Regions from separate parts of the Homo sapiens genome. Here regions 1, 2 and 4 are each linked to region 3. Evidence: chromatin contacts called from ENCODE Hi-C data. All regions are on one chromosome and are shown on one strand. The core of a region is the stretch at or near the end of the contact, and the rest is flanking DNA. Distances in the headings are between cores, read along the strand shown. Region 1 holds the start of BBS9 (Bardet-Biedl syndrome 9). Region 2 holds the start of NT5C3A (5'-nucleotidase, cytosolic IIIA). Region 3 holds the start of EEPD1 (endonuclease/exonuclease/phosphatase family domain containing 1). Region 4 holds the start of LSM5 (LSM5 homolog, U6 small nuclear RNA and mRNA degradation associated).

What was found. Hi-C counts contacts between places; a loop is a spot of excess contacts on that map. Pooled maps may share reads with other maps.
Region 1: a map of CD8-positive, alpha-beta T cell shows a loop between it and region 3 (27-fold over the local background). The contact joins the promoter of BBS9 here to the promoter of EEPD1 in region 3. A Hi-C loop is called at or near these places in 2 of 168 maps with a recorded cell type or tissue (both CD8-positive, alpha-beta T cell), 1 of 37 single-sample maps with no recorded cell type and 7 of 50 pooled maps.
Region 2: a map of naive thymus-derived CD4-positive, alpha-beta T cell shows a loop between it and region 3 (14-fold over the local background). The contact joins the promoter of NT5C3A here to the promoter of EEPD1 in region 3. A Hi-C loop is called at or near these places in 1 of 168 maps with a recorded cell type or tissue (naive thymus-derived CD4-positive, alpha-beta T cell), 1 of 37 single-sample maps with no recorded cell type and 8 of 50 pooled maps.
Region 4: a map of B cell shows a loop between it and region 3 (34-fold over the local background). The contact joins the promoter of LSM5 here to the promoter of EEPD1 in region 3. A Hi-C loop is called at or near these places in 6 of 168 maps with a recorded cell type or tissue (B cell, CD4-positive, alpha-beta T cell, CD4-positive, alpha-beta memory T cell and 2 more), 2 of 37 single-sample maps with no recorded cell type and 14 of 50 pooled maps.

Annotation. Positions count from the first base shown.
Region 1 is chr7:33,127,787-33,132,542 of GRCh38, forward strand. BBS9 (Bardet-Biedl syndrome 9) reads left to right here and starts at 1,778. Exons shown (of 23, transcript NM_198428.3): 1 at 1,778-2,255. RefSeq lists enhancers at 1,191-1,240, 1,731-1,840 and a silencer at 1,381-1,680.
Region 2 is chr7:33,061,491-33,066,467 of GRCh38, forward strand. NT5C3A (5'-nucleotidase, cytosolic IIIA) reads right to left here and starts at 1,286. Exons shown (of 9, transcript NM_001002010.5): 1 at 1,078-1,286. The coding sequence starts at 1,215. It overlaps LOC124901610 (a long non-coding RNA gene), which reads left to right and starts at 1,695. Exons shown (of 4, transcript XR_007060279.1): 1 at 1,695-2,158; 2 at 2,539-2,657. RefSeq lists silencers at 921-980, 1,281-1,400 and an enhancer at 1,641-1,800.
Region 3 is chr7:36,151,471-36,156,468 of GRCh38, forward strand. EEPD1 (endonuclease/exonuclease/phosphatase family domain containing 1) reads left to right here and starts at 1,784. Exons shown (of 8, transcript NM_030636.3): 1 at 1,784-2,204; 2 at 2,663-3,732. The coding sequence starts at 2,855. RefSeq lists a silencer at 1,196-1,915.
Region 4 is chr7:32,488,832-32,493,793 of GRCh38, forward strand. It overlaps LSM5 (LSM5 homolog, U6 small nuclear RNA and mRNA degradation associated), which reads right to left and starts at 1,549. Exons shown (of 5, transcript NM_012322.3): 1 at 1,489-1,549; 2 at 418-513. The coding sequence starts at 1,534. RefSeq lists an enhancer at 1,452-1,501.

The DNA of each region.
Region 1 (4,756 bases), core at 528-3,027, 3.0 Mb before region 3:
TGATCCTCCCGCCTTGGCCTCCCAAATTGCTGGGATTACCGGCATGAACCATTGTGCCTGGCCCTAAAATATACTCTTAGATTTGGGTTTCTAACAACTTGAAGATCAATGGACAATATAACAATTTCCAGAACTGTAATAAAAAAGTGGGTTCATGAAACTATTAATCAAGATCAGGCAGAACAAGAATTAATTACGTGAGTTTAACTAATGAAGACAATGTTTTTATGATATTATTTCAAATGTTGTTGGTTCTTTACTCAAATAGTTTTTTCCAGATTTAAGAAAATCTTGTCTTTTAAGCTATTTATAATTTACAGCAATTTGATAGAGTATACTTGTGTAAAAAAAGATAAAAACTTTTTTTCTCTTTACTTGATTCCTCCATAATTAGAAAACCATTTGTGAGTCTTCTTATGGTAATATGGTCATTTCAATAAGTCTAATAAAAATCTGCTCTCTCTGTATAGCAGAATACAATTGGAAACTGGTTATATTACCAAGGCTTTGACTGAAAGGTCATTTTTAAAAATATTGAGGCCGGACGCGGTGGCTCACGCCAGCAATCCCAGCACTTTGGGGGACTGAGGTGGGTGGATCGTTTGAACCCAGGAGTTCGAGAGCAACCTGGACATGGCGAAACTCCATCTCTACAAAAAATACAAAAATTAGCCAGGTGTGGTGGTCTGTGCCTGTAGTCCCAGCTTACTAGGAAGGCTAAGGTGGGAGAATCGTTTGAGCCCGGGAGGCTGAGGCTTCAGTGCTTCAGTGAGCAGTGATCCTGTCACTGCACTCCAGTCTAGGCGACCCTGTCAGGGAGACCCAGTCTCAGTTAAAAAAAAAAAAAAAACCCAAAACCCAAAAAACTAAAACTAGAATGGTATTTTCTACTGGGAATGTGGATTTGTGGATTGATGGTGAAATACTGGAAATTTAAAGCCTACACTAGAATCCATTGAAAAAAGCAAACAAGAAAAACTTCAAGGTTGGCTACATTGAATTTGAATGTAAAGATTAAAAAAAAATAAGTAAAAAACAAAAGAAGACATAGATCCAATCCCATATACCAGGAAATGCACTCTAAGGTATATACGGAAAATATATTTAACACATGTGTATCAGGACGCAGGCACAAGTAACTTCAAAGCAGCGCTGTTTCAAATAGTAAAAAAAGGAAAAACTGGAAACTGTTCAAAAGCTTCATCATCTCGATGATCTTGGTCTTCCGCCTCGCCTTCTTCTCCAAGGTGAATATGTACTGGGCCAGCACCACCCCCGCCACCAGGGCGCACACGCTGGCGCTCGCTACCGCGACCACCCTCGCCACGGTCGCGCGGTGCATGGACGGGGCCCTCATGAGTGTCCCGGCAGGAAAAAAACACCGCGATTGGGACTCTCAGAAGCGCAGGATCCCAGAGCACCATGGACAAGCCAGTGACGCCCCGCCCCCACTAGGCCCCACCCACACGCACCGAGGGGAGAGGGCGGTCACGCGGCCGGGGGGGCGTGGCCTGCCCCCGGAGCCCAGGCAGGAGGAGGGTCTTCCTTAAGGAACTGCTGCCAGGACAGGGCAGAGGATTGCAGTAATTATCACTCTCTGCTAATGAGGACCAGGCCGTGGTTCACTCGAGCCCCGCCCCAGTAGCAATCTAATTCCAACCGCGGCCCTCTCAGAAGTCGGTCCCCGCCTTTGCGCCTCAGCCTCTCTGGACTCCAGCCCCCAGAAGTCGGCGCGGCACGGCGTGACCTGCGCAGTGGCGTCCGTTGTAAGTGCTATGACAACAGGGCGAAGATGGCTCAGAGTTAGGCTGGAGAGGGGAGGTGTCCCTTCCGCTGCGGCCGTCGGGTTTCTGCTACATCCCATTCACCGCCTCCTCCATCCTTTCCTCCTCGGTGTGAGCAGCAGGACTTGCATTTGTTCTCGCCTGCCTAGTGTCTTCCAAGGGATAGATGCCGTTTCCTCTGCTGGTCTCTGGGGGTGACGGGGGGCGCAGGGGAGCTTCTTGGGGGAATCACTCCAACTCTGTGGAGCTGGTGGTGCTGCCTGGTGGGGCTCTCTCTTTGCCCGGGACGTGGAACAACTTTCAGCTGGAGGACGAGAGGGAATAGTGAAGCTAAAGGTTGCTTTTCTCTGCACCGTCCGTTCTTGCTCCCTCTGCTCCATCACTGGGACCTTGTCAGGCGTTCATAAAGCAAAATTTGCCGAACGAGGGTTCGCAGAAAGGTGGGGCAGAGCTCATCTGACGTGGCATCAGGTAAGATGGTATGTCTGTTGTTAAACTTCGGGTACATGAATACCCTTTCCATGTTTTATTTTGTGAACAAGATTCTCTAATGCAGTATAATGGTTTGGAGTCTGTAAGGTGATTGATTTCTTAGATGTTTGCACTGAAATAAACAAACACTAGGAGCACAAAGTGTATGAGATTCTGTGAGTACTTTTGAGAAAAAAGGGATGAGAATTTTTAAGGATTCCATTGAGGAATGTCACTTGGAGCATGAGCATCCTCCTGAGACACTTCAACAGGTCTGTGAGTAAATGGGCAAAGCAGTTCCCAGCCTACGACTGAAGTAGGATGCATGTACTAATACCCCCAATCCTTCTAGTAATAGGATTATTGTTTCTCCTCTTGTTACTTGGAGACCACAACAGTTTAGATGAGCTGCGCTGATTTTATCAGCACCTCCTGCCAGTCAAATCCTGCCTTTGACTTCAATTTCCTGGAGAAATGTATTTTTTTGGGTATCTCACTTTTACTTTAAAAATGAAACCGTATCTTACAGGTATACACATCTTACATGTCCTCATTGATAAACAACTTGAAAGATGCTGCAGGATAAGCTATGGGTCTTAAGTTGGCCAGCATTCAGAGAAAGATTTTCTAACTTATTAGCATTTTATAAAGAAAACAATTACTGAGATTTTTTTCATGAATATACGGAAGAATTAAAAAAAAAACTAGAAAACCCAGAAGTTTTTAAAGAAGAATTTTAAAAAACTTTATTTTGAAAATAAGTTACAAGTTATTTGTCAGAGTTTAAGGGATTTTTCCTTGTGTGTAATTGTCGTGGTTAAATTACAACTATACACTTATATTTATGGTACAACTTCTTGATAGAAATGCTCACTGAAGGGAAAAAATCCAACAGCAATAGTATATATAGTAATTTTAAAACTTTTACACCTTTTGAGGGATGTAGTAAGTCTTACGCTTTAGAATACTTTGAAATATTTTTGAAAATTATTAAAATACATGAAATTATTATAAAACATCCCTGCTGGTTAATAACATTTCCATTAGTGATTACTATCAGTCTTTGTGAGTCCCATTTAAAATTTCGGTCCAGAGGGTGAGTTTGGCATTCGTAATTGTGTCTTGCACAGAACACACTACCACCGTCTCTTTCAACTACCACTACTACCACTGTCTCTCCTACTAGCACTGTTTCTACTGTTGGGTTATTACTGACATCTATTGAGTACTTGCTATGGGTTGAGCCATTTTATCCTCCTCCACCCTAGAACAATTGAGATACTAGAGGATAAGGGACTTGTTTAAGATCATGTAGTGTAACGTGGTCAGAAAGTGCACCCAGAGCTGTCCTACTCCAAATTTTGTGTTATTTTGCCCTTTGAGTCTTTTGTTGAAAATTCCAACAGTGAGCCCTTGTATTATTGCCTTCAAAAGCAGTATACTTCTTTTGAACACTACATGCATTTGTCATCTTTCTTTGACTGGAAGACCTGATTTCTACTTTCTTAAATTTGGTGTGACACTGGCATAACCTGGAGAAAGCAAAGCTCTGAAAATGAACAACAGCTGCAAGGTCTGTTTCCAGAACTGACCTTCAAACCTGTATGTTTTTTCCACAGCATTCTTTGGGGTTATTGTTTTCACAGCTGATCATATTGTAGGACTAGGTCAATGAGGTGTTCAAGACCAGCCTGGGCAACATAGTGAGACCTCGTCTTTGCCGAGCATGGCAGAAAAAATAAAAATTATTAAAACTTTTTAAAATATTAAAAAAAGAACAATAGCAAATTAAATTCAGAAGGTCAGCAAAAAAAGGTCAGCCACCTCTTAAATGAAACCTAAATCTGAGTAAACTTGTTGTAGAAAAAAAAGTATTCAAAACAAAAAAGTGTCAAGTGAAGAGTATAGAAGAGAATTTCTGGAGTTTAGGGGATAAGGAGATTATCTCCCATTTATTATTCTAATAAGGCATTAGAAACTAATCTGTTATGCCTGTTTATAGGACTGCACCTGTTACAACCTTCAAATTATTGTCTTCTAATCATCCTTTAACAATTTAATCAAATTTATGACATACTTGCCTGTAGTTTGAACTTGTAGTGTTTAGAATTAGTGTGAATAGAGCTATTGCTTTTATAGTCTACATGGAGGGGCGTGTGCATAGGCCGTTTGTTTAGGGTTCTGGAGTAGACAGTCTGGGTTTAGGTACCGCACATCACTTAACTAGTGAGACCACTGGCACGGATTTCTTAACTTCTCTGTATTCAAGGATACCTGAATAATAGTATCTACAATTTACTTTGTAGTTTTGTTATGAATATCAAAATAGAATGCTTGCAAAGCATTTAGAATCCTGACTGGCTTTAGTAAATGATTAGTAGATACTTTCCTTTAAGGCGAAGTCATTAAAAACCTGGTTTTTATTTTCCAATTACTTAAAGACAAATCAGTGAGCAACTGGAAATCAACACTGAATGAAAAGGGGATAAAATGCAAACCTC
Region 2 (4,977 bases), core at 36-2,535, 3.1 Mb before region 3:
TGATCTTCCTCTCAGCCTCCCAAATAGCTGGGACACTGGCTAATTTTAATTATGCAAATACATCTGTATTCAACCTGGGGTCAGTACAACCAATAGGACAAATCGTGTCTTTCGTCAGTTGGAACATATTGCAGGTGCTCAGAAATTCCAAGTATTACACCCTAAAATGATATTATTTAGTGTAGATTTTAAATTTTTTTCTATCATAAATCATCTGACCCTAGATGTTCACATGTATAGCACACGGTCAGGCGTATACCCAGGATTATGCATTTCAGGAAATACATAAGCGTGCAAGTTTGTGCAAGAATTGTCTTCCTGAGTGGGTTCTAATTAAAATACAAAACGAAACTAAATATCCTCATTTTTGAAACAATTACTTATAATGTATCTCAAAGGGAATTCTTGAGACACCCTCTTCAATAAAAAATTAAATTCGAAAATGTATACAAGAGCTTTGGGAGTTAAGATGAAAACAAAGATATTTCGTGGGAGTTTTGAGACAAGAAGGAATACATTCAAATACAAAATAAACTATCCTGAATTTCTCCTGGATTGCCATTCTTGTAAAATTTTAGATATTGCACATTTTCATAATCTAACTCACGGCAGCCCCAACATAAAACTAGTCCTCTGCGGGAATTGCAACTAGATTAGCGGCAACGGTTTGACGCGGATCCGGGGGGAGGGCGGGAGCAAGGCAGGGAGAGAAGGAGCCACCTGCCCAGGACATGCAGCTTATCTCTAGAGAAACGGGTTTTGCAGCACAAAGTAGCCTGTGTCCGATTCATCTATTTTCTGCCTTGTTCCTTCAAACGGAAACCTAACAAAGACCACGGGCAGCCAAGGGCCGCAGCCGGGGACCCAACCCTGGTCACCAAGCCCGCGGAGTGGCCGCACGCGGGGCGGCCGGGTCCCCCAAGCTGCGCGTCCCGAGCTAGCGAGATCCCAGCCTGACAGGCGACGCCGGCAGCTCCCCGTCGCGACCGAACAGCGGCCCAGCACAGGCTGCCGAGGCCAGCGGACGGCCCAGCCGGCCCCTCGCGTGCTCTGGGCGCGCCGAGCCTCCACACTCACCATCTCGATGATCTTGGTCTTCCGCCCCGTCTTCCTCTTCAAGGTGAATATGTACTGAGCCAGCACCACCCCCGCCACCAGGGCGCACACGCTGGCGCTCGCTACCGCGCCCACCCTCGCCACGGCCGCGCGGTCCATGGACGGGGCCCTCATGCGCGTCCAAGCAGGAAAAAAACAGGCAGCTCGCGTAGACTGCGAGTCTCGGAAGCGCGGGATCCCAGAGCATCACGGACGAGCCCGCGACGCCCCGCCCCGCGCAGCGACGCCCCGCCCCGCGCAGCTCCGCCCCCACGAAGCCCCACCCACACGCCATCGATGGGAGAGGCCAGGACGCGGCGGGAGGGGTGTGGCCTGTGCCCGGAGCCCAGGCTGGAGGCGGCCTTCAGCAGACTCAGGGTCTCACGAGCTGCTGTCAGGGCAGGGCAGAGTATTGCGGTAATTATCCTTCTCTGCTAATGAGGATTAGGCCGTGGTTCGCTCGAGCCCCGCCCCAGTAGAAATCTAATTCCAACTGCGGCCCGCTAAGAAGTCGGTCTCCGCCTTCGCGCCTCAGCCCCTCTGGACTCCGACCCCCAGAAGGCTGCGCGGCACGGTGTGACCTGCGCAGTGGCGTCCGTTCTAAGTGCTATAACAACAGGGGGAAGATGGCTCAGAGTTAGGCTGGAGAGGGGCGGTGTCCCTTCCGCCGCAGCCGCGGGGTTTCTGCTACATCCCATTCGCCACCTCCGCCATCCTTTTTTCTGTGTGAGCAGAAGGGCTTGCAGTTGTTCTCTCCTGCCTAGTGTCTTCCAAGGGATAGATGCCATTTCTTCTGCTGGTCTCTGGGGGTGAGGAGGGGCGCAGGGGAGCTTCTTGGGGGAATCGCTCCAACTCTGTGGAGCTGGTGGTGCTGCCTGGTGGGGCTCTCTCTGCCCAGGACGTGGAACAACTTTCAGCCGGAGGACTAGAGGAAATAGTTGTAGGGGAGGAAAAATTGTTTCCTTCTAGCCTTTTAGGTCATTTGGCTGGTCTACAAATTAAATTGATGTAAGACAGAGGAACATGAGAAAAACGATTTGTCGACCGAAAGGTGAAATAACAGGTACTAAAACTTAAAGAAATCATGGTTAGTTTTATTACTCGGCCAAGTTTGAGGACTTAAGCCTGGGAACACAGACTCAGTATAGACCGAGAACGTGTCCCAAAGTAAGTTAGCTGGGAGTATAACCTGAAGAAGACTGAGTTTTAATACCCAGAATATTTGAGTATCAATATCTAGACTACTGTGTCATTTTGTCGCCAAAGTAATTTTTTATGAATCCAGTTTTGCACCAAATACCAATATGACTTAAATGTTGTCTGATTGTGAGGCCTAAGATGGTCACAGTCTCATTTATCTTTCTTCCTCAACAAAAACATTTTCCATATATTACATATTATTTTGAATGGGTAGAGACTAAAGCCACGTTTCTATAATTTCAGGATTTTAAACATTTTGTAGACGATAACATTCGTCTTGAAGCTGTGGACAATCTAAAACAGAAATGGAGTTCCAAATTTTGTTTTTGTAATATGGCCCGTCAACTGCACATGGGAAGAATGTGGGTACTCTGAAATATGATTTCTATTTTAACTAGTTATACTATATCATAGGTCTGATTATCATCTATATGAGATGTTAAAGCTGTAGGAGTATAGTCAATTAGACTACAAACCCTGGTAGTAAATTTCCAGGAGGAAAGGGGTCCATATGTTTTTTATAAGTGTAAACCTTGTGTTTCTGAATCTAAGAGGGTTGGCCATGTTTGGAGACTATTTCAGCTTCTATGTGAATTAACATATTAATTATTCTTGTTGAAAGACATGGAAGATCTTGATATGGTTTGACCCTGTATCCTCACCCACATCTTATTTTGAATTATACTCCCATAATTCCCATGTGTTGTGGGAGGGACCTGGTGGGAGATAATTGAATCATTGGGGTGTTTTCTTCCATACTGTTTTCGTGGTAGTGACTTAAGTATCAGGAGATCTGATGGTTTTATCAGGGTTTTCGCTTTTGCGTCTTCCTCATTCTCTCTTTGTCTGCTCCCATCCATGTAAGATGGGACTTGCTCCCTGCCTTCCACTATGATTGTGAGGCTTCCCCAGCCACGTGGAACTGGAAGTCCAATTAAACCTCTTTCTTTTGTAAATTGCGCAGTCTGGGGTATGTCTTTATCAGCAGCCTGAAAACAGACTAGTACAGATCTCTACACGGAGAACTACAAAATACTGATGAAAGAAATCAGGCCAGGTGAGGTGGCTGGTGCCTGTAATCTCAGCACTTTGGAAGCCCAAGGTTGGGGGATTGCTTGAGGCCACAAGTTTGAGACCAGTCTCGGCAACATAGCGAGACCCTGTCTCTACAATCCCTGAAAAACCAAAGAAATTAGCTGGGCATGGTGCTGCGTTTCACTCTCGTCCGTGTGAAGAGACCACCAAACAGGCTTTGTGTGAGCAACAAGGCTGTTTATTTCACCTGGGTGCAGGCGGGATGAGTCCAAAAGAGAGTCAGTGAAGGGAGATAGGGGTGGGGCCGTTTTGTAATATTTGGGTAGGTAAAGGAAAATGTGTTAACAGTCAAAGGGGGGTTGTTCTCTGGCAGGCAGGGGTGGGGGTCGCAAGGTGCTCACTGGGGGAGCTTTTGAGCCAGGATGAGCCAGGAGAAGGAATTTCACAAGGTAATGTCATCAGTTAAGGCAGGGACCCACCATTTTTCACTTCTTTTGTGGTGGAATGTCATCAGTTAAGGCAGGAACAGGCCATTTTCACTTCTTTTGTGATTCTTCACTTGTTTCAGGCCATCTGGGCATATAACTTGCAGGTCACAGGGTATATGATGGCTTAGCTTGGGCTCAGAGGCCTGACACTGCATGCCTGTAGTCCCAACTACTCAGGAGGCTGAGGTGGGAGGATTGCTGGAGCCTAGCAGTTGGAGGCTGCAGTGAGCTATGATTATGGACTCCAGCCTTGGTGAAAAGGTCAGGAGATCGAGAACATCCTGGCTAACACGATGAAACCCCGTCACTACTAAAAATACAAAAAATTAGCTGGGCGTGGTGGCGGGCGCCTGTAGTCCCAGTTACTCGGGAGGCTGAGGCAGGAGAATGGCATGAACCCAGGAGGTGGAGCTTTCAGTGAGCCGAGATCATGCCACTGCACTCCAGCCTGGGCAACAGAGCAAGACTGTGTCTCAAAAAAAAAAAAAAAAAAAAAAAAAAAGTGAGACCCTGTCTCAAGAAAAAGGAAAAGAATGGAAGAAAGGGAAGGAAAGAAGGAAAGAAAAAAAGAAAGAAAGAATAGATGACACAAACAAATGGAAAAAACGCCTCATGCTCCAGGATTAGAAGAATTAATGTCATCAAAATGACCATACTGCCCAAAGCAATTCAAATTCAACAATACAGATTCAGCAAATACAGATTCAGGAATACATATTCAGCAAATACAGATTCAACACAATACCTGGCAAACTACCAATGTCATTCTTCATGGAATTAGAAAAAACAATCCTAAAATTCATGTGGAACCATAAAAGGGCCCAAATAGACAAAGCAATCCTAAACAAAAGGAGTAAAGCTGGAGGTATCACATTTTGACTTAAAATTATACTACAAAGCCATAGTAAACAAAACAGCATGGTACTGGTATAAAAATAGACATGACACATAGATCAATGGAACAAAATAGAGAAACTAGAAATAAATGCCCCATATTTGCAGCAAACTGATATTTGACAAAATATACACTGGCAAAAGGACACCCTATTCAATAAATTGTGCCGGGATAATTTTAGAGCCATATGCAGAAGAATGAACCTGGACCCCCGTCTCTCACCGTATACAAAAATTAACCAAGATGGATTTAAGACTTAAATGT
Region 3 (4,998 bases), core at 534-3,033:
TCCAGCCCAAGTAGCCACGCTCCACGGCTGTGCTTCCACAGCCACGTTGCGCATCAAGGCATTCTGCTCAACGAAGAGTTTTCTCTGTTTTCCTGCTTGTCTTAAACTGTTTTTTCCTTACCGCACCAGGATTTCAGTGCGTGGCATAATGTAGCCCAGTGTTTGGGTGGGAGATGATGGTAGGTAGCAAGGCATTTTTGCGATCAAGTGCAAATAGCTTGCCTAAAAATAAAGCCAATAAAGAGAACCGTGGAGCCAGAGATGGAGGCAGTCCTGCCATGTCCTAATGACCCCATCATCACTTGGGTCGGATGCAACCAGACTTGAGGTAAGATTCCTTACCTTAACTTTTCAACAAGGAACCAAAAATTTCCCCCCGACCTTTTTTTTTTTTTTTTTGGTCTAAGCTAGTTTGACTTGGTTTTCTGACCAATATACATAGCAGGGGAATGTGCCTCAGAAAGGCAGTAGCATTTTCCAAACTTGGGCTGCCGCTAATTTTACAACCAAAGTACCTTCCGCCTGTGAGAGGTACTATTTTTGCTGACCCAGTCCTTGGAATTGAAACCAGATGCACTGGTCACATTGGTTGGGGATGAAACTTCAGAGAACACTAAACGTCCAGGGTCAAAGTATTCAACGATATCACCGCATGATTTGCTTAATCGAATACTCTAGCTCTAGGTATCCACTATAATGCAGAGGGCTCTTTAATCTTTAACCAAATTGTCATTTAGCAGTGTGATGCAAAAACTCTTCTGGGTTTTGGGAAGCAGCCCCCATTTCCCTCCTTCGTAATGATTAGACTTAATATTACAAAAACTTATCCTTGTTTACTCACAGCGCTAAATGTGCAAAGGAGCAAACCTGTATTTGACCTATGCGAACACACAGGAGGGTGGTGCGTGCCCTCTGCTAGGAGCACAATGCGTCGCTGGCGTTATTAGAGGACATCTCTCTGAGCGGAGCAAAGGTAATACACTGGTGGAAGAAAAGAAAAGGCCGAAAGTGGGGACAGAAATTAAGACGATCCCATTCAGTCTCCTCTGGAACGTTCTGCAAAATTCCGTGAGACCCTGGACCTACAGCGATGCACTCTCAGGGACTGCCCCGGCCTTCATCCCCACACCTCAAAGACAGACGAAAAGCAGCTGAGCAGATCTCGCCTCGGGCAATCCTAAACAGCCTCTACCAGGCACAACCAGTCCTAGGCCCCGGGCGGCAACCATGGTCCGGGGGCAGCTGACTTAGGACAGCCTCCCTGTGACCCGCCCTCGCCGGCACGGCGCCGGCTCCGCCCCTTAAGCCCCCTAAGTCCCGCCTCTGCGCTCCCGGGGCCTACCCCCGCGCTCATGGCCCCGCCCCCGCTTTTCCTACCCCATCGCGCCCTGGCCCCGCTCCCACACTCTATGACCCCGCCTCTCGCACTCCAGGCCCGCCCCACGCGCTCCAGGGTTCTGCTCTCCACCCATTTGTGCCAGGCCACGCCCCCACACCCATGGCTCCTCCTCTCGCACGCCAGGGCCTCCCCTCGCGCTCTCTGGTTCGTTCTCCACCCTCTTGAGCCTTGATGCCGCCCCCTCTTCCATGGCCCCGCCTCTCCCACTCCAGGCCCGCCCTTGCGCTCTCGGGTTCCTCTCTCCACCCACTGGTGCCAGGCCTCGCCCCGCGCCAGGGCCCCTCCCCCACGTGCCCTCGGGAGTCCCGGGGAGGAGTTGCCGCGCGGAGGAGGCGTGGCCGCGGTGCCTGCGGAGGCGCGAGCGGCGCGGCGCGGCGCGGCCGGGACTTTGGCTTTGACACCGACTGCGAGCGGGAGCCGTGCGGCTGGTGCTGGGTCTGGACTGGCTCTGGCGGATCCCCGCCCGAGTTGGGCGCAGGACTTTTTGCCGGGGTAAACGCAACTGCGGCGGCGCCGCCGCAAGCCCCGGTGCAGCCTCGGCGGCGGGTTTCGCCGCCGCTGCCGCCGCCTCCGAGCAGCCCTGCGGCTTCTATTCACTCTGGGAGAGCGATGCTAAGTTTCTCCCATAGAAAGAGCCGGGACACGCAGACCGAAGCGGCGTAGTCGGCTTCCAGGGCCTGACCAGTGACCCACACCCGCGCGGACGCCTAGGCTGGAGGCAGGGGGCCCGTGCTGTCCCGGGCTGGGCTCAGGCTTCCGAGCCGCAGGTGGAAGAGGAACCGGCGCCCCGCAGAGCGGCCGAGAGGTGGGGCGCGGGGACCCGCGGCAGGTCGGGTGGGGGGTCGATAAGCCCCTTCTCAGTGCCCGCTCCGGGGAGCACGGACTTCCCAGGTTGCAGGTAGCGCTGTGTCAGATGCGGAGCGTGGGGGAGGTGGAGTGGCCACCCCGTCTGCGCGAGCCCAAGTGTGGGTGACCCAAGTGTCAGAGTTGAGAGAGGCCTGGAGGAGAGGCATGAGGCTGATGGGGATAGGTCTCTTCCCAAGAGAAGCGGCTCGTAGCCTTTTTGGACTCCAGTGTGATAAAACCCGGACGTCCCTAGAGGAGAATCCACATGGGCCTAGCCTCATTGTGCCTGCGTTTTTAGGGGTTCACGGGCAGCCACCAGTCCCCGACTCCTGGTTACTAACTCTAGCACTAGGTAGGGGGTGCTAATGCAAATTTCTTAATTCAATGGGTTTCTATGTTTATTGATTTATTTTCTAGGCGGCCAAGTGAAAGGTAATTTTGGACACGCCAGGCATGGAAGATTCGGTGTTTGTCTATAGTAACCTCTTCAGTCCCTGAATCCTGCACCTTCCGTTTTTCTGTGCTTGTACGGCCTACTGGGCTTCCTCCCTAGCCAGAGAGCTCTTCTGCAGTGGTGCGGCCTTCCCGGGAGCCTGATCCTGGCGGACCATGGGGAGCACCCTGGGCTGCCACCGCTCCATCCCCAGGGACCCCTCGGACCTGTCCCATAGCCGCAAGTTCAGCGCAGCCTGTAACTTCAGCAACATTCTAGTGAATCAGGAGCGGCTCAACATCAACACTGCCACGGAGGAGGAGCTGATGACCCTGCCTGGGGTGACGCGTGCCGTGGCACGCAGCATCGTGGAGTACCGAGAGTATATCGGTGGCTTCAAGAAGGTGGAGGACCTGGCATTGGTCAGTGGTGTAGGCGCCACCAAGCTGGAGCAGGTCAAGTTTGAGATCTGTGTGAGCAGCAAGGGCAGCTCAGCGCAGCACTCTCCCAGTTCCCTGCGGCGGGACCTGCTAGCGGAGCAGCAGCCTCACCACCTGGCCACAGCTGTGCCCCTCACCCCACGTGTTAACATCAACACAGCCACCCCGGCCCAGCTCATGAGCGTGCGAGGCCTCTCGGAGAAAATGGCCCTCAGCATCGTGGACTTCCGCCGTGAGCATGGGCCCTTTCGCAGCGTTGAGGACCTAGTGAGGATGGATGGTATCAATGCCGCCTTCCTGGACAGGATCCGGCACCAGGTGTTTGCTGAGAGGTCCAGGCCCCCATCCACCCACACGAACGGGGGACTGACCTTCACCGCCAAGCCTCACCCGAGCCCCACTTCCCTGAGCCTGCAGAGTGAGGACCTGGACCTGCCGCCAGGGGGGCCCACCCAGATTATCTCCACTCGGCCGTCCGTGGAGGCCTTTGGAGGCACAAGGGATGGGAGGCCTGTGCTGAGGCTGGCCACCTGGAACTTGCAGGGCTGTTCCGTGGAGAAGGCCAACAACCCCGGGGTGCGAGAGGTGGTGTGCATGACACTCCTGGAAAACAGGTGAGGACAGGAACCACCATGGGTGTTGGGTGTGAAGGCAACTTGTGCGTGACCTCATCTATGGATGCAAATGAATGGATTCTTTTGCGGGTAGGGAGGGTGCAAGAGTTTTTAATCAATGTTCTTGAAGCCTCAGCCAATACCGTCACCTGAGAATGGGCTGTCCTTCTGCTCCAGAATTTTCTGAATACAGCTGGGCTTGTGACCCATGTCTTGAGTGTGAGATATCTGAGACTGATTCATAATTTTGGGGTAAGCAGAGGTTGTGTTTTTGTTACTGCTTTGGAGGATGCTGGGTCTACACCAAGTCAGGCACTCAGAGCATGGGAACTGGTGCAGTTTCGCATGTGAGAAAGAGCTCATTGGATTTTGTTTATTAATGGGAGGGAAAATCATATTTGTTCCATCAAATATGCCTATTTGTGCACACAAAATCATCTTAAAGGCCAAGTATTTGCAAACACATACAAGTGTCTATATTTACCAAAATGCTATGAATGAATCACTCTCCATTCTTTTTCCTTATTTAACCTGGAGTTGGTTTTCAGCCCTAAAATTGTAGCCCAAAATGTGTGTAACCTTTTCTGTGCCATAGCCAGAAAAAAGCAAGCTGACGTGTGTGTGTGAAAATTGGCCGGATTTTCCCCATTTAAACCAAAGAAAAGAGTCCAGTAGGATAGGCCGTTACCACAGAGCGTTTATGTTATTCACAATACTGCTCTCTGTAGGAATTTCTGTTAGCCTCGTCATAAACAAAAACAATATTATTTTGGCAGTAACTCCTGCTGTTAGTAAAATAGCAAACTGTATAATGTAATCAGGTGTGGGAAAGAAAGAAATATTTGTGATGGTCCCTTCCAGGTCATAAGAGCTGTGATCCTGGACTTGAGGCGTTTTGCCCTGCCACCCACCAGGGGTGCAGTGTTTGTGGCTACTCGTTGATTTCCTTTGCACTGAGTTGTTGGTGAGGCTGGCGGCGGGGGGGCAGCAGTTTGGTGACACGAAGTGAACTCTCAGCGGGAAATCACAGTGCATGATGGCAGATCACCAGGAAAATTAGTGAGGAGAAAAGCAGGTCACAACGTTTCCTTGGCACTGACCCAGTGGCATGCTCTCATCACTGAGAGAGGGACTCCACACTGGGTCAGGGAACTGGACTGGGGAGCCCTTGAATGCTCTCCCTGCACTGCTGTGTCCTCTCTTTTGCAGCCTAACTCACTCCTTCTGCAAAGTCTTCTTGTGCACAGGTGAGAGCTGTACTCGGCA
Region 4 (4,962 bases), core at 299-2,798, 3.7 Mb before region 3:
TCCTGCCTTAGCCCCGGAGATTAGCTGGACCCACAGGTGTACATCACCATGCCCAGCTAATTTTTGTAATTTTTGTGGAGACAGGGTTTCATCATCTTGCCCAGGCTGGTCTCAAACTCCTGGGCTCAAGCGATCCACCCACCTCGCCCTCCCAAAGCGCTGGGATTATAGGCGTGAGCCACTGGGCTCGCCTGTTCAGTTTTAATTACAATGTTTAATACAATGGCTCAAATTCAAAATGCTTGTTGTTGATAGGAACTTTACCGTCTTTCAATACATACCTCTTAAAACATTATCATAAGTTCCCTGAGAATGAACTGATTTTTATTATAATAATCACAAATATACTGATTGTCTATAGTTCTTATGTTATTACTTAAGAAAAACCTATACCACCACCACCTTTTAAAAGGATACTGACAAAGTCATCAAATCCTAGAAGAGTACCAACAATTTCCTTATCACTCTTCATCACGATGTGAATTCTTGATCCTATACATTTGTCCACAAGCTCTGAGGAGGGAAAAAATATTATTTTACCATTCATTATTTCAACAAATATTTGAGTGCCTACTGGCACTCTTACTTGCATATAGTGAAAGAAAAACCAGGAAAAACATTCATTCAATAACTTTAGGTCTTATAATACAAATCTCAGTTCAAGCACAGCATCTGGCACATAATGAGCCTTCCAAAAGAGTCTGTGGCATGAAGGAATGAAAACTTTTCAATCACGGCCACGACCACTAGTTCAATCACTCTTCACCAACTACAAAAATATAAGAGGAGATAGGTATAATTATATTCACCGGAAACTCTCCGGTCACTGCTTCCCTTTCCCAACTCTGTCTATCCTCTGTGCTCTGACGGTAGCTTGAACATCTCTTTAGCTAGCCTAGCATTATGTGGCATGATGTCTACTTGTCCAGTGTTCTCTCCTCCACTGGCTTGTGTGCTATTTGAAGGCAATGGCTATGGTTTATCATTGAAAAATGCCCAGGCACGGTATCTAGTGTATAGATACTCAGTTACTACTTATTGAATGAATAAATAACAAACAGAGCTGGTTTCCAGATTCCTCATTTAAGGCTCATTCCGGACCAGGGTGTTAGTGTCACTAACCAACCACATACATAACATGGTCTATCTAATCTGGGGATCGTAAACGCCAGGCTGAGAAGTAGGCCTACTACCTATAACACTGCAGAGGCGGGCTCACAACAAAGTAGGCCGACGACGCGTTCACTAAATGTGGACCTTTTCCAGTGAAGGTCTGGTTTGAGAAGTCAAAGTCCTTGCCTGGAGGAGCCCGACCACGTTAAAGAGCAGGTGCGGCCTGCTGTCGCGAAGACTTGGAGCTCAGAGTCGAACCGCATTTGGTCTTATACATTTCCCCACACTCGGCCAGGGCCTGCCTCGGAACAGCCCCTCGGCCCCCAATCCTGAATGTCAGCTCCCTGTTCCTGCTCCCCAAAGGACGGCGATTACCTAAGGGCAGCAGCTGCGACGGGTTGGTAGTAGCGTTAGCCGCCATGGCTACGCCGGAAGTGGCCTGCCTTCATTGATGGTGGGACGACTTTGAAAAGCGCGCTTCCGCTTTTTCCGCAGCCCAAACAGGCTCGACCAATCTGAGGCCGAGCGCACGATCTAGTCAGCTGCGTGGGTCGCGTTCACTGGCTTTTTTCCCCGGCAAGTGAGATCCGGTGAAATATTTCCTGCCCACTGGACATTTTACCATCTCGGCAGATACCCATAATGCCCTTGAAGTTTTGGAGAGACGTTGAAGATATTTTGCCTTGTGAATAAATTGTTCCTGTAACGTTTGAGTCTTCTTCCCCCGTAAAGTTGCATTTCCTCTCAAGCCAGAATCTTCAAACCAGTATAAATCAATTCGTATTTCCTGCCATCAATTAACTGTTACAATTTTCGTTACAACTACTCATTAAGGAATCTATTGTTTCTTTTTAAAGTCCAGTGGATTGAAAATCTGCAACTAGCATTTTTTAAAATTTTTCTTTAGTGAGGATTTAAGATATGTTTTTTAAACTTTTTACTACTTTAATTCATCGTTCTTATCTTTTTATGTCTGGTAGTCTTATTTATTATAGGCTTTTAAATTCAGTTTCTTCAACAATTCTTGTCTCACAGGCAACCACCAGATGTCACTCTAAATTATTCCAGAAGTGTAAAATCATGCTTTCCACTTCTGTGTTGAAAACAGCAAAGTATCGGCCCTAGTCTGTTTTATATTTGTATCCTAGGAACTTAAACCTGAACAGTCTAGGTCAGGCGCAGTGGTAACGACTGTAATCCCAGCACTTTGGAAGGCCGAGGCGGGCGGATCACCTGAGGTCAGGAGTTCGAGACCAGCCTGGCCAACATGGGTGAAACCCCGTCTCTACTAAAAATACAAAAATTAGCTGGGCGTGGTGGCGTGCGCCTGTAGTCCCAGCTACTCGGGAGGCAGAGGCAGGAGAACTGCTTGAACCCGAGAGGCAGCGGTTGCAGTGAGCCTAGATCATGCAACTGCACTCCAGCCTGAACAACAAGAGCGAAACTCCATCTCAAAAAAAAAAAAAAAAAAAGCTAAACAATAAACATGAGCGGCCACAAAGAACGTCATTCATTCATACAACAAATGGTCATTAAGCACCCATCATTCCTTCATAGACTGAGTTCCTCAAGGCTGAGAATTATGGGAAGCAGTAGTTTACGTGATTAAATTTCTTCATTTTGAATTAAATGACTTTGGTTCAAATTCCATGGTCAGTTATTTGACAATGGGCAAGTTATTTTAACTTTTTAAGTCTCAATATACCCATTGGAAAAAATGGGGACAACAGTATCTACTCATAAGATTAATGTGAAGATTAATTGAGATAATCTATGAAAAGTGGTCAGCATAGGACCTGGCACATAGCCCTTTTAAACATGAGCTGTTATTACTTATCCTTGTTTTCTAATACATGATGTCTGGCTCAGAGTGAAGCTACATAAAGCTAGCATTGCTAGCTGGTTTTGCATTCATCTTATTTTTATAACCAGACATAAGCCACTTTAAGGAAGCAATTTCTTATTTTATACACTGTGCACACTACATTTTCAGGCACACTGTAGGGCGCCTAATGAATATTCTTTAAATTGATTCTCACTATTTCATTCACACCCATCAACATTCTCCTTACTCTTCATAAGATTTTAAATACGAAGTAATGCCAGATTTGTTTGTGACGCTTCTTTCTTTCTCTTTCTCTTTTTTTCTTTTTGTCCAATCCTCATTTGGTTGAAAACCACCTCTTTTCCTGGTTTTCCTTTTCTATTCCTATTTTATTTTCCCCATACCATACTGACAGTATGGGAGAATTCAAAACATTGTTGTTATTTGATAGAGTTTTTAAAAATTAGAAAAATAGGCTGGGCACAGTGGCTCACGCCTATAATCCCAACACTTTGGGGGCCGAGGTGGGCGGATCACGAGGTCAAGACATGAAGACCATCCTGGCCAACATGGTGAAACCCCATCTCTACTAAGAATACAAAAATTAGCTAGGTGTGGTGGCACACGCCTGTAGTCCCAGGTACTCAGGAGGCTGAGGCAGGAGAATCGCTTGAACCTGGGAGGCAGAGGTTGCAGTGAGCCAATCGTGCCACTGCACTCCAGCCTGGCGACGGAGTGAGACTCCATCTCAAAACAACAACAACAAAAAAAAAACAGAATAAACATTAGCAATTTTGAATGCCACTAATAAAGAATAAAGAAAATCTCTTTAGAATCTGAAAAAAGGAACGATATATAGTTCACTTACATAGTAGAGTTAATGGGGATTTCAGGGAGTGGTATTTTTATTATTTTCTCTCCTGAGGCAAGACACAAAAAGGAAGAACAGGCCAATTCCAAATGGAGAGTTGTTATGAACTTGAAAATATGTCATAGCTCTATGTCTCAAGGATTTTTCTCCCTTTAAGTCTTAAGTAGAAGACGTAAAATAGAATTTATAATTTATCATAAAATACATGTAACTACCAAAGGCTCTTCCATGTATTATATGTTCAGAAAGGCATTTCTAATTTTCTCCCTCGAGTTAAATTAGAAATTTTATTATTTTCCCAATAGACATTTGTCCTTGTGGACAATATCTTGTTAATGAATTTATTCTACATTAATACAACTCATTTAAAACATAATGTAAGATGTGCATGGTGGCAGGCAACTGTAGCCCCAGCTACTTAGGAGGCTGAGGCAGGAGGATCCCTTGAGCCCAAGAGTTTGAGGCCAGCCTGGGCAACATAGCAACACCCCATCATATTTTATTTATTAATTTAGAGACAAGACCTCACTCTGTTACCCAGGCAGGAGTACAGTGGTGTGCTCGCGGACTCAAGCAATCCTCCCATCTCAGCCTCCTGAGAAGCCAGTACCACAGGCGCGTGCTACCAAGTCTGGCTATTTATTTTTTATTATTTTTTGTAGAGATGAGGTCTCATTACATTGCTCAGGTTGGTCTCGAACTCTTGGACTCAAGTGATCTACCCACCCTGGCCTCCCAAAGTGCTGAGATTACAGGTGTGAGCCGCCATGCCCCACCTATATTCTAAATTCTTAAGTGGTCCAGTCTGTGTATTTAGAGATGAAAAAAATCCTGGAAATTCCCTTGTTCACTTTCTGTCTCAATTTTCCCAGTAACTAACTTTTTCTTTCTCTCTCTCTCCCTTTCTTTATTTTTTTGAGATGGAGTCTCATTCTGTCATCTGGGCTGGAGAGCAGTGCAGTGACACCATCTCAGATCACTGCAACCTCCACCTCCCGGGTTAGGGTGATTCTCTTGCCTCAGCCTCCCTAGTAGCTGGGATTACACACACCACCATGCCTGGCTAATTTTTGCATTTTTAGCAGAGATGGGGTTTCACCATGTTGCCCAGGCTGGTCTCCAACTTTTGGCCTCAAGTGATCTGCCCGCATCG